Linked DNA regions of Homo sapiens: regions 2 and 3 are each linked to region 1. A link is a contact called in ENCODE Hi-C or POLR2A ChIA-PET data. All regions are on one chromosome and are shown on one strand. Each heading gives the region's core, a stretch centred on a gene start or an enhancer-like site at or near the end of the contact. The rest is flanking DNA. Distances are from core to core; before and after follow the strand shown.

Region 1 (3,863 bases), core at 629-3,128:
GAATGGAGAGGGGAGCTTCTCAGGTGCCACAGACGTTCTAGTTCTTGACTGTGGCAGCGCTTACATAGAGTTCACACTTTATAGTTTTTCATTATACTATGTATCGATGTTTGTATGCTTAAATACTAAATGTATGGAAAAAGACACAAAATATTTAAAATTGTAGCTAAGGCACATTAACTGCCTTGCTGGTATTTTTTTTTTTCATTACAAAGTGGCAGACAATTGGTTACACTATAAAGACAGACAATTGGTTACACTACAAAGAAAATTTTAAAGCACAGGAGTCTAGTTTTGATTCCATCGGACATGATTACCGTACACAATACAGAAGATACTAAGGGCTAAGCAATGATGCATAAACGGGGTCCACTGCCCAAACTTACAGAAAGCAAAACGTGGAAAATTAGTAACTTTAACTGATAGTGTACACCTAAAGAACCTACACCGGCCGGGCGCGGTGGCTCACGCCTGTAATCCCAGCACTTTGGGAGGCCGAGGCGGGAGGATCATTTGAGGTCAAGAGATCGAGACCAGCCTGACCAACATGGTGAAACCCCGTCCCTACTGAAAACACAAAAAAATTAGCCAGGCGTGGTGGCACATGCCTGTAGTTTCAGCTACTCGGGAGGGTGAGGCAGGAGAACTGCTTGAACCCAGGAGACAGAGGTTGCAGTGAGCCGAGATCGCGCCACTGCACTCGTCTGGGAGACAGAGCGAGACTCCGTCTCAAAACAAAAAACAAACAAAAAGAACCCACCCAACAGAATTAAGTACCAACATAATAAATACGAAGAATTTTAGATTCTTGGTTTTTAAAAAACATACAAAGATGATATTCCTTCAAAATATCTTTACAAAACATATTGAGACTGTGATGCTTTATATTGATTGTATGAAAACAATGAAAAAGAACCAGCACTGTTTCACTATAAAAGCTTTACTAATGTAAATTTATAAATCCTTTCTTAAATATTTTGAGTTAATTCTAATTTTATGATAGAAATTCATTATTTTCAGCAAAAACAGCTGGCATTTGGGAAACCAAAGGCTCAAAAACTAAGAATAGTAACCAAAGAAACTTGACAAAACAGTCCTTTTAAAACTCTCATCTACACTATAAGGGGAAACTTTGATCACGTCCCTTCTCCTTCATCAATCGTAGAACTCAACATTAAGGACTACACAATCCCACATCCCTCTCCGAGAAAAAGCAAAGGCTTTGTGTTGTAGCAACAACGCAAGACATGGAGGGAAGCTCCACTCAAGACTTCCCTGCCTGCTCCTTCCCCAAAGCCACTCCAGAATACCAGGGAGGGTTGAGAGGTAAGGCATGAAGGGCGCAATATCCAATATGAGCAACGCGTGTGATGCATCTGGTCAAAATGCATACAGAGGACTTGTCTCTGTCCCTAGATAGAAGTCCTCCGTCCTGCAGTCATGAGGGTCAATTGCTGAGGCTTCACAGTTCCCTTCTCTCTTACACTCGGACCGTCACGCTCCTCACCTACTACCCCGATGCAGAGGTAGACTCAGGATCCCTGCACTTGTCAAGGATTCCTCGGCAAGCTCACGGGGCGGGAGTGGCCACAAGACGGAGCTCGCCTGGTCCTGGCCTTCCCGGCCTATACAAGCCTGCCCCCTTCCCAATTCCCAATCTCCACAGCCTTCCATCCTCCCACTTTCGATTCACCTTGCGCCACCGACGCCCCTGGCCTTCGTTTGCAGCAAGTTTACCCCCACCATTACCTCTCGCATAAAAGCCTGCATTTACCAGGTCAAAGAGGGGAACCAACGCCTGCAGGAATCGCTTCACCGAATCGCCTGGCCGCGTCCTCTGCTAGACTTCACCTGCCGCTGCGGACCGTACACAACCACTCCCGGCATGCCCCGCGCACGCACTACCTCTCCCACCCCGCCCCTCTCCCGCCCAAACACGTGACCTCCTTTCGTCTCCGTCCACGCCCACTTCCGTTCCTCCACTTTCCCTTAGGAAGGAGGAGGGAGCTGGGGGTGTTAAAAGCGTAGCGACTTCCTCCTCCTCCCCGCCCCCGCTCCTGTACCTCCCGCTACAATGTCTTCCGGGTCGCTAGCGCCTCGACGCCTTCTGGGAAAATAGCTCATTTCCTCCCCTCCCCCTCCTCCTGCCTTCAACCAACCAGCCACCCGTCAGAGAGGGACATGCGCAGTGAGTGCCTCCCGTCTCTTCTACCCGAACCCCCCCTCCCCCCCAAGCAGAGAGACCCCAGCAGCAGCAGCAGCTGATGATGAAGAGAGAGGCAGTGGCAGAGGGGGGGCACCTTTTATTTCTATTTTTAAAGGGACAGGACACTAATTCTACCCCACTTCAACCTTGAATTCAGGGGGGTGGGGGGAAGGCGGCTGAGTTCCTTCCCCCACCCTCCAGCCCTGAGCCCTGAGAGGGGGATTGAGCCTGAGAGAGGAGAAGGAGTTTCTTCTTCTTCGAAAACCCCCATCCACGACTCCTACCCCCTCACCCCTCCAACTCGCCTCCCTCCCTCCACCCTCCTCCTCTTTGGCCGTGAGAGGAGGAGAGAAAGAAACCAAAAGCCTCTTAGCAACACAGACCCTTTGCTGCTGCTGTTGCTGCTGCTGCTGCTGTTGCTGCTGCTGCTGCTACTGCTGCTGCTGCTACTGCTGCTGCTTGGCCCTGGCTGGAGACATCTCACTACACCCAGGAGCAGCCACTTCCCCAGCTCTCCTCCTCCTCCTTCGCCTCCTCCTCCTCCACTCCCCCCCTTTATTACCCTTTGTGTCATCCTCCACAGCTCCAGGGAAGGCACTCAAAAGTGGGGGGCAGGAAAGGTAAGTGTGTCTGTGGGGGCTTCATTGCCTTCCTCTGGCTCTGACTTTCACTCCGGGGCAACAGTAGCACCAAACCACATACGCAGTGGAGCTCCGGGGTGAGGAGGGGGTGGTGCTGGGGGGGGTGAAGGAGGGGTTGGAGTAGGGAGGGGTGTGTGAGGTGGGGTGCCCATCCTGTCAGGGGAGGAAGGGCACTTTTATTTTTATTTGCTGTTGTCAAAAGTGGTTTCTCTCCTCCATCTAACATCTGATTGTGTCTTGCTCCAGTGGGGGAGAATACAAAAACAACCCCCTCCTTCCTCCAATGAGGCGCCAGGGAAAGAGACAGAAAGAGGCACACTTTCTAGATGTCACTTAAAAAAAATTCATTGGAGAGCTCTTTTTCTCCAGGAAAAGCTCCACTGCATTTGTTTCTGAGTGGGAAAATGTCGGGATCTGGATTGTATTGGAACTGCTTATCCATTTGTAGACCTGAGTGTTTTCCCCTTTTTGGTCCTGTATGAGATTTGGATATTGACTTCAGTGTTGGAAGACTTGATTGGTTTTTGCTTTAAGGGTTTCATTTTCCATTTTTTCGTTTTGTCTGACTTCCATGGAAAATTTCAAATTTTTAGTTGGTAGAGGCCTTTGGTTAGGTTTTGACTTGCATTATTGCTTTTTTTTTGGTTAAATGTCTGTTTCATATATCAGTATATAAAGTCCAAAGCTCTAAAATGCTTAAAGTTTAAATGCCACTGCTATTGTCTGTTCCCACATACGTTCCTGATACTTATTTTCCATATGATGAGAATATTAGCTATTTTATAATTAATCTGGGTATATTTGTAATCTTTGTAACTTGTCTGAACAAGTAATCCCCATTGAAAACTTTATGTTGTTCTGGCTGCATGGAAGGCCAAACCTCTCCATCAATAGTTTGCTGGATTGGTACCACTTTCAGTTTTAGCTGAATTATTTATTTACTGTTGTAAATTGAGATGAGTTTTTCATCTCAATTTCTCTTGGGGTTCTGAACCAAATTGCCCACTGTATGTAAA
Region 2 (3,863 bases), core at 1,009-3,508, 840 kb before region 1:
CCTCCCAAAGTGCTGGGATTAATTACAGGCATGAGCTACCACGCCTAGTCAAATTTTTTTTTATAGTTTTTTAACTTCTAAATTTGCTGGATAGTTTTGCTGCCCACCACTCTTTTTTCTTTTAGCATCCTAGATATATCATTCTACTGCCTCCTGGTTTTTACAATTTCTCATGAGAAATTCTCCGTCATCATTGAGAGTCCCTTGTATGCGATAAGCCACTTCTCTCTTGCTGCTTTCAGGAGTCCCTGTTTGTCTCTGTCTTTTGGCAGTTTGATTACAATGTGTCTTAGTGAAGAGTCTTTGAATTATCCTACTTAGAGTTTGTTGAGCTCCTTGGATGTGTAGATTGTTTTTTTCATCAAATTTTGGAAATTTTCCAGTTCTAATCACTGTTGAGCCCTTCCAATGGCTCTACTTTTCTTTCACTTATCGTATTACTATTTTACTCAGAATTGCTGTTTTTAAAATAATTTCTACTTTTTAAATGATATTCTCTATTTGATAAGACACTATCTTATACTTTCCTTTAGCTATTTAGCAATGGTTTTCTTTAGTTCTTTGAACATATTTAAATAGTTACTTTAAATTATTTTTCTACTTAGTCCAATGTTTAAGCTTCCTCAGGGGAATTTTCTATTGACTGTTTTTTCTGTTTATGGGCCATGCTTTCCTCTTCCTTATATGCTTCAGATTTTTTTTTTTTTTGAAAATTGGACATTATAAATAGTAATGTTGTAGAACTTTCTCCTTAGTTCAGCTAAAAACGGGTTCCTTGTCACATGACCAGGCTCATAGACACATAAAAGGGTGAGAAAAATGGAACTTATTGGGCAGAAAGGAAAAAAAAAGTCAGCAAAGTGAGAGAGGGTCCTGTTACCAGGTCCCCATCTCACAGATTGAATCCCATGTTACCATCGAGAAACAGGAGGGGCTAGGCTTCTCCACCCTGCAAATGGTGCAAACTTGCTGAGACTCCACCCCAGTCTGCACTCCTCCCAGAGCACAGGCTGGTTGGAGGGTCTCCGGGGACCCCTTTATATTTGGCTATCTCAGTAATAACATACCAGCTCTGGAAATTCAGCCAAGTCATCCAGGATTTTTGTATTGATACAGTTTGTTGTTGCTGCAATTATTGTTTTTTATGCTGCTGTTGCTGATGTTTGTTTGCTAAATGACATTATTGAACTAATTACTTAAAGTCTATAACCTTTATTGTATGTGGCCACTGAAGTCTCTTTCATAGCTTAATGATCTGCTGTGATTGAATAGAAAGATTCTTAAATGACTTAAACCAGTAAGTCTCCCAATCTTTACTGAAGAGCTCTTCGTGTTTGTGTTGAGGCAACTTCAGTGTTCCAGCAGATAGTTTATACATCTTCCTTAGTCTTCACTTCCTATTTATACAAAGCCTCAACATCAACCAGATGTAAGAGAATAGGGGCTTTCCTGGACATGTGCACAAGCCTACACCTGTATGTTTCCTTCTAAGTTCTCAGAAACGTGTTCTAGTTTCTCAAAGCCTCCTATGGGCATCTCATTCCCCAGCCTTTTCTTTTATGTTTTTTGATCTGCTTCCTGTTTGTCCCAACTATTATTGCCACCTTCTGCAGCTTACATGTTAAACAATTGACATTGATTTTATTGATAAAATGCTCCTGAGGAAAAGCTGTCTGATTGAGTAAGCCCTGAAGCAATGCAAATAAAGACAAATTCTGCAAGTGGTGGTTTCCAGGGAACTCCCCTACATGTCAAATAATGAAAATTATCTGGGAATGAAAACTTTGGGTAGCCCAGACTCATTCTGTCCTTTCCCATGACTATTAGGTTGCTGTTTTTCATGACTATAGTGATTGCAAGGCTGTTGGTTTTTAAGATTACCATGATACTGAGGAGAGAGCTAATGGACTAGGGAAGATTAAAACCACAAAACTTAGGAAAACCAATGTCAACAAGATAGAAGAATAGGAGGCCCTCGGCCCCCTTTCCCCCTGAAAACACTGACTTAACAATAATAAGTATATTGTTGTCAGTAGACCAAATTGCCTTTGTGAGAAAACAAGAAACCAGGTAAGAGGTTGTGGCAGTCCAGGCTAGCACTAAGCCAATAGAACTGCATTAAAACAGGTAAAAAGGATTCCCAGGCAAGATGGCCAAACAGGAAGAGCTCTGGTCTGCAGCTCCCAGCAAGACCAATGCAAAAGGCGGGTGATTTCTGCATTTCCAACCTAGGTACCCGGTTCATCTCATTGGGACTGGTTAGACAGTGGGTGCAGCCCACAGAGGGCAAGCAGAAGCAGGGTGAGTCATTGCCTCACCCAGGAAGTGCAAGAGGTTGGGGAACTCCCTCCCCTAGCCAAGGGAAGCCGTGAGGAACTGTGCCATGATGAATGGTGCACTCTGGCCCAGATACTATGCTTTTTTTTGCAACCCACAGACCAGGAAATTCCCTCAGGTGCCTACACCACCAGGGCCCTGGGTTTCAGGCACAAAACAGGGTGGCCATTTGAGCAGACAGTGAGCTAGTTGCAGAAATTTTTTTTTTGCACCCCAGTGGGGCCTGGAATGCGAGCAAGACAGAACCATTCACTCCCCTGGAAAGAGGGCTGAAGCCAGGGAGCCAAGTGGTCTTGCTCAGCTGATCCCACCCCAATGGAGCCCAACAAGTTAAGATCCACCGTATTGAAATTCTCACTGCCAGTTCAGCAGTCTGAAGCCAACCTGGGATGCCTGAGCTTGGTCGGGGGAAGGGTGTTCACCATTACTGAGGCTTGAGTAGGCAGTTTTCCCTTCACAGTGTAAACAAAGCTGCTGGGAAGTTTGGACCAGGCAGAACCCACCACAGTGTTGCAAAGCCACTGTAGCCAGACTGCCTCTCTAGATTCCTCCTCTCTGGGCAGGGCATCTTTGAAAGAAAGGCAGCAGCCCCAGTCAGGGGCTTATAGATAAAACTCCCATCTCCCTGGGACAGAGCACCTGGGGGAAGGGGTAGCTCTGGGGGCAGCTTCTGCAGACTTAAACAGTTCTGCCTGCCAGCTCTGAGTTAACAGACACCTCATGCAGGAGAGCTCTGGCTGGCATCTGGTGGGTGCCCCTCTGGGATGAAGCTTCCAGAGGAAGGAGCAGGCAGCAATCTTTTCTGTTCTTTAGCCTCTGCTAGTGATACCCAGGCAAACAAGGTCTGGAGTGGACCTCCAGCAAACTCCAGCAGACCTACAGAAGAGGGGCCTGACTGTTAGAAGGAAAACTAACAAACAGAAACCAATAGCATCAATATCAAAAAAAAGGATGACCACACAAAAACCCCATCCGAAGGTCACCAATAGCAAAGACCAAAGGTAGAGAAATCCATGAAGATGAGGAAAAAACAGAGCAAAAAGGCTGAAAATTCCCAAAACCAGAATGCCTCTTCTCCTCCAAAGGATCACAACTCCTTGCCAGCAAGGGAACAAAACTGGAAGGAGAATGAGTTTGATGAATTGACAGAAGTAGCTTCAGAAGGTGCGTAATAACAAACTCCTCCAAGCTAAAGGACCACGTTCTAACCCAAGGCAAGGAAGCTAAGAACCTTGATAAAAGGTTACAGGAACTAACTAGAATAACCAGCTCAGAGAAGAACATAAATGACCTGATGGAACTGAAAAACACAGCAAGAGAACCTCGTGAAGCATACACAAGTATCAATAGCCGGAATCAGTCAAGCGGAAGAAAGGCTATCAGAGATTGAAGATCAACTTAAGGAAATAAAGGGTGAAGACAACATTAGAGAAAATAGAATGAAAAGGAATGAACAAAGCTATCAAGAAATTTGGAACTATGTGAAAAGACCAAACTTATGTTTGATTGGTATACCTGAAAGTGAT
Region 3 (3,863 bases), core at 460-2,959, 720 kb before region 1:
CATTTAAGCCAAACGTTCTTGTTTTACTAAAAATCAAAAGCAACTGGTAAATTTTTTTCCATAAAGAAACGATTGTATGCATTTTGAAATTCCCATTAGGAGCTGGGGACAGATCACCACAATCCAGTAGAGACTTAAGTAGATCATGGCTAGGCTACATTTTGGTAAACCTTCATCCAACTCTGGATCACCCCTCCGATGTGAACCCTCCAGGAGTCCTTACTGAGAGACTGGTAAGCTCTTTCTGCTTAATAGGTCATGACTCCAATTATTTGTCTCTTTATCTCCATGAGAGTGCCCAAAGATGCCCCACTCGCTTGTCAGAGTGTGACTTTCTGGTTTGCTTCTTAACTTCCTCCTCTGCCCAACTTAAGAATTCCACAAAAACTCAAGGGAAGATCTGTAAAGGTTGGGTATCTCTAGCATCTTGGCCCCTCGAGCATCTCCCCTCTCTCCAGCATCTTGGTCTCTCAAGTCCTAGGAGCCTTCATAACCCTGAGCTTTAATTGTTTTCTTTGCATTGTGGATTTATCAGAAGTTCTGCTGGCTTCTCTGCCTCTTAGCTGCAAACCCCTCTAGGATTTTTAGACTCTCTCCACTGGCCAAGAATGATAAATATCTCTGGAAGGAAAGCAGCTCACAAAATATCAACTCATCTCTCAATAATTACCTTCTTTTCTAGTAACTTGGCCCCTAAGTTACCTCAACTGTTCACCAAATTCTTCAAATACATCCTTTTTATATTTTGTCCCATTTTTCTATTGTTCTCAGTGGGAGTGTTGTTCTACCATAAGCTAATACATCATGCACTTTAGGATCTACTTTAATGATCTTTTAACTGAACATACATCATAGTTTAACATGACGCAATTTAAGTGCAAGTTCATAAAAGAACTAGCTCCTGTCCCCATTTTTCTGTGGCATCTTATTATTTCATGTGATATAATTTGAATAATGGAGAAAGGGTGGGTCTCTGCCCAAAAACATTTTATTCACATATATTTGTTACTTAAGATCCAACTTTAGGAAATATGTTCAAAGAATTATCTCTGTTCATATATAAATATCTCTAGAAGAAGTTTGGCAGTCATTAACATTGATGACGACGGATATCAGACTTTTATAAGAGGAGGAAGATAGAGGAAAAATAGGAGTCCAGGTCCTGCTAAGGAGAGAATTCCATGACCGGGTAGCCAGGAAAAAGAAAGGAAAGCCACAATGTGAGAAAAGTACCCTGAGAGGATCAAGCTTTTCTATATCCCAATTTTGGCCAGGACTGGCTCTAACCTGTCAGGATATTGTACCTCTATCCAGATGAATAAATACTAGGAAGAAGCTTAATGTTCAACAAGGTTGGATACTCTTCTTAGGGGCTGAAAGGGAGCAACTTTGTCTGCTGGCTTTGTAGAGGGTGTATAGCCCAACTAGGCCTGACCTATTCACTCCTTTTCTAATTTTCTTATTAGTAGACAAATGTTTCCATTGATCCAGCATGTTAATTTTTTTTCCCCGAACAATAATGAAACACATGGAAAAGTCTTGTGCTTGCATAGAAAAAAGTAACACATATGAAAGAAATGAAACTTTTGATCTTAAAGTGCTTGTGCTGTGAACAACATGTGCTAAATCAAACACTTTCTGTATACCCAAACTTTAGTCTTAGATTTGGTTTGGACTAAAGTAAGTTCTATTACTCATTGTGAAATGGGTGTGTTTCCTGTTTCTCTGGAAATGGGTGCTGGTTTGCATCAAGAGGCTTCATAAAGAAAGAGAAAAACCGCAAATCACTATACATGATCAACATTTGCCATTCTACTAGCACGTTGCTACAGCTGCTTCCAGCTTTGCTGGGGTAAAACACTGACACCTGTTATTCAGCGAGGTATATGTGGGATGGATGGAGCCATGAGAGGGAAGCCACAATGCCAACATGCTGCAAATGGCATTTTATTTGTTTCTAAAATTAAATGAAAATGGTTACAACCCTAGCCAACCTTGACCTTGGGCTCTCAGGGCCAAATTTGTTCTAAAACCAAGAAATAACACCTATATCTCAAAGATTCACAGGTGGAAAGAAATGGAAGACTACTCCTACAAGCAATGATTAATTTCAAATTAGGTGAATAAAAAGGAAATAATATTTATTAAACTCCTACCACATACCTGCTAGGCTCAGGGCTTATTGACCTTTTAACATTTAACTTTCACATTACTCCCATGATAGCTGGGATTATTCTCATTTTTCAAAACAGAAATTCATGGCTCTGAAAATTTGGATCACTTCCTGAGATGACCCCACTAATGAATGGTAGGTATGAGATTTAAGGCTGGGTGCTTCTGATTTCAAAGCTCATTGCTCCATGATGCCAAAATATCCACTTTGTATCATCCTGTCTTCTGGATTTTTTGAAGACCTTACTGCCATAGTAGACCATATTCAATGCCTTTTAAAATCACATGGAGGCATGTGTGCCTTATGTTTCACAGCGAGACAGCTCCATACGTAAGTTAAAGCCTGAGCACATAGTTGCCAGGGCCCTGATAATATCACCCTGGCATAAACTGACATAGTGGTAGGCCTCCTCAATTCAAGTTCTGTCAAATCCAATGACTTAATTAAAGCCCTGGGAATGATGGGAATTTCAATAGCAGGGCACTCTGGGAGCTTTCTATAATCTAAAGCAAATACAGAAATAAAACTACAGGAGAGAACCTATCAAAACCACAATATATCTATTACCACGGCTGTTTCTTCTCAGACACTAGGCTCCCTCCTGAGCCTATTATTAAGTGCAAATGACCAGGCTCAGTTACTGTTATTTTTAAAAACATTACTTATCGTGCATTGTGTTCTGAAACTTGTTGACTTATTTTAATTTGCATAATTATAGTAATTTTCTCCTATGTCAATGCTGTAGGATTATATTAGGATTTTGCCTTTTATTTAAAGAACTTTGCAGGTTCAAAAGCACATTGTTGTCATATCACTTTTGACCCTTTCAGGCAGTTGAGAGGCAGTGATGATGGAAGAATATATTTTGCTAAGTTTACTTCTTGGCTCATGATTGGAAGAACTGGCAGAGGTTTGAGAGACCAAAAAAGGGAAACAGAAATGAAAGAGATTAGGAGAGTAAAAGAATGTAAGGAGATGTCAAAACAAAGGGAAGACAAGCTCCTCCTCTGTAGAGCTTCTTCAGAGTGTACTTTAGTGTTTATTATAACATTTGCTTTTTTTTTTTTTTTTTTTTTAGCAACTCAGGGTACTTGGTCACATTTTACAGAAAATGAACTTATGAATAATTACTCATCTAGTTTGCCTTAGAGCCAGGTTAGAAAAGAAACCTGTATCTCTCAGCTCTTGATCAAATGTTCTTCTCCATGGAATAAATACTTCGTCCAAGAAGATTTGCACAGCAAAATATTCAAAGGACTGCTAAGCTATTAGGTGTCCACCCTTACATTGTAGAATAAATCAGGAAGCTTTCCACTGTGTGATCAATTCATTTATTTTATTTTTAAGAAAAATTGTCTATATTTACTTACCATATGTCCAGTGCTTAAATTCTACTTCCCCAAGTATTTTCACAGGTACCCCCAGGTTCTTCTGGTATGTCTTGAAACCAAAAAAATAACAAACCCCTGATAACATCAAGACAGCAGGATTCAGAACTTGGCTCCTGCCCATCAATCCCAAGTCCAAGGCTGTCCAAGGAAAGTACAGTCAGGTTCACATAAAATCCAAAACACTCTCCCCGAACTCCAAAAGGGAGATGAAGATAGAAGCTCATGGCCCTAGAAGATGCCATTACCATTCTGTTCCTTATTTCTCTTTTTTCTAAAGCTCTGTGGCCCCTCAGTCAGTG

Evidence for each region. Hi-C counts contacts between places; a loop is a spot of excess contacts on that map. ChIA-PET counts read pairs that join two places held with the same protein, here RNA polymerase II (POLR2A). Pooled maps may share reads with other maps.
Region 2: a pooled map shows a loop between it and region 1 (11-fold over the local background). The contact joins the enhancer-like site here to the promoter of ORC4 in region 1. A Hi-C loop is called at or near these places in 1 of 37 single-sample maps with no recorded cell type and 5 of 50 pooled maps. POLR2A ChIA-PET finds 5 or more read pairs at or near these places in 1 of 52 experiments (WTC11).
Region 3: a map of naive thymus-derived CD4-positive, alpha-beta T cell shows a loop between it and region 1 (12-fold over the local background). The contact joins the enhancer-like site here to the promoter of ORC4 in region 1. A Hi-C loop is called at or near these places in 2 of 168 maps with a recorded cell type or tissue (both naive thymus-derived CD4-positive, alpha-beta T cell), 2 of 37 single-sample maps with no recorded cell type and 10 of 50 pooled maps. POLR2A ChIA-PET finds 5 or more read pairs at or near these places in 1 of 52 experiments (activated CD4-positive, alpha-beta T cell).

What each region holds. Positions count from the first base shown.
Region 1 is chr2:148,018,859-148,022,721 of GRCh38, forward strand. ORC4 (origin recognition complex subunit 4) reads right to left here and starts at 1,879. Exons shown (of 14, transcript NM_181741.4): 1 at 1,775-1,879. MBD5 (methyl-CpG binding domain protein 5) reads left to right here and starts at 2,233. Exons shown (of 14, transcript NM_001378120.1): 1 at 2,233-2,826. RefSeq lists enhancers at 1,524-2,121, 2,301-2,400 and a silencer at 1,791-1,950.
Region 2 is chr2:147,180,078-147,183,940 of GRCh38, forward strand. No RefSeq gene overlaps it. Among named protein-coding and RNA genes, the nearest start is that of LINC01911, 340 kb to the left of the region's middle. RefSeq lists enhancers at 1,624-1,673, 1,704-1,763. Within about 2 kb of position 2,259, at least 2 of the 41 ENCODE cell types and tissues checked have a DNase peak (open chromatin) inside an H3K27ac peak, as active enhancers do.
Region 3 is chr2:147,296,247-147,300,109 of GRCh38, forward strand. No RefSeq gene overlaps it. Among named protein-coding and RNA genes, the nearest start is that of LINC01911, 460 kb to the left of the region's middle. RefSeq lists an enhancer at 1,428-1,537. Within about 2 kb of position 1,710, at least 2 of the 41 ENCODE cell types and tissues checked have a DNase peak (open chromatin) inside an H3K27ac peak, as active enhancers do.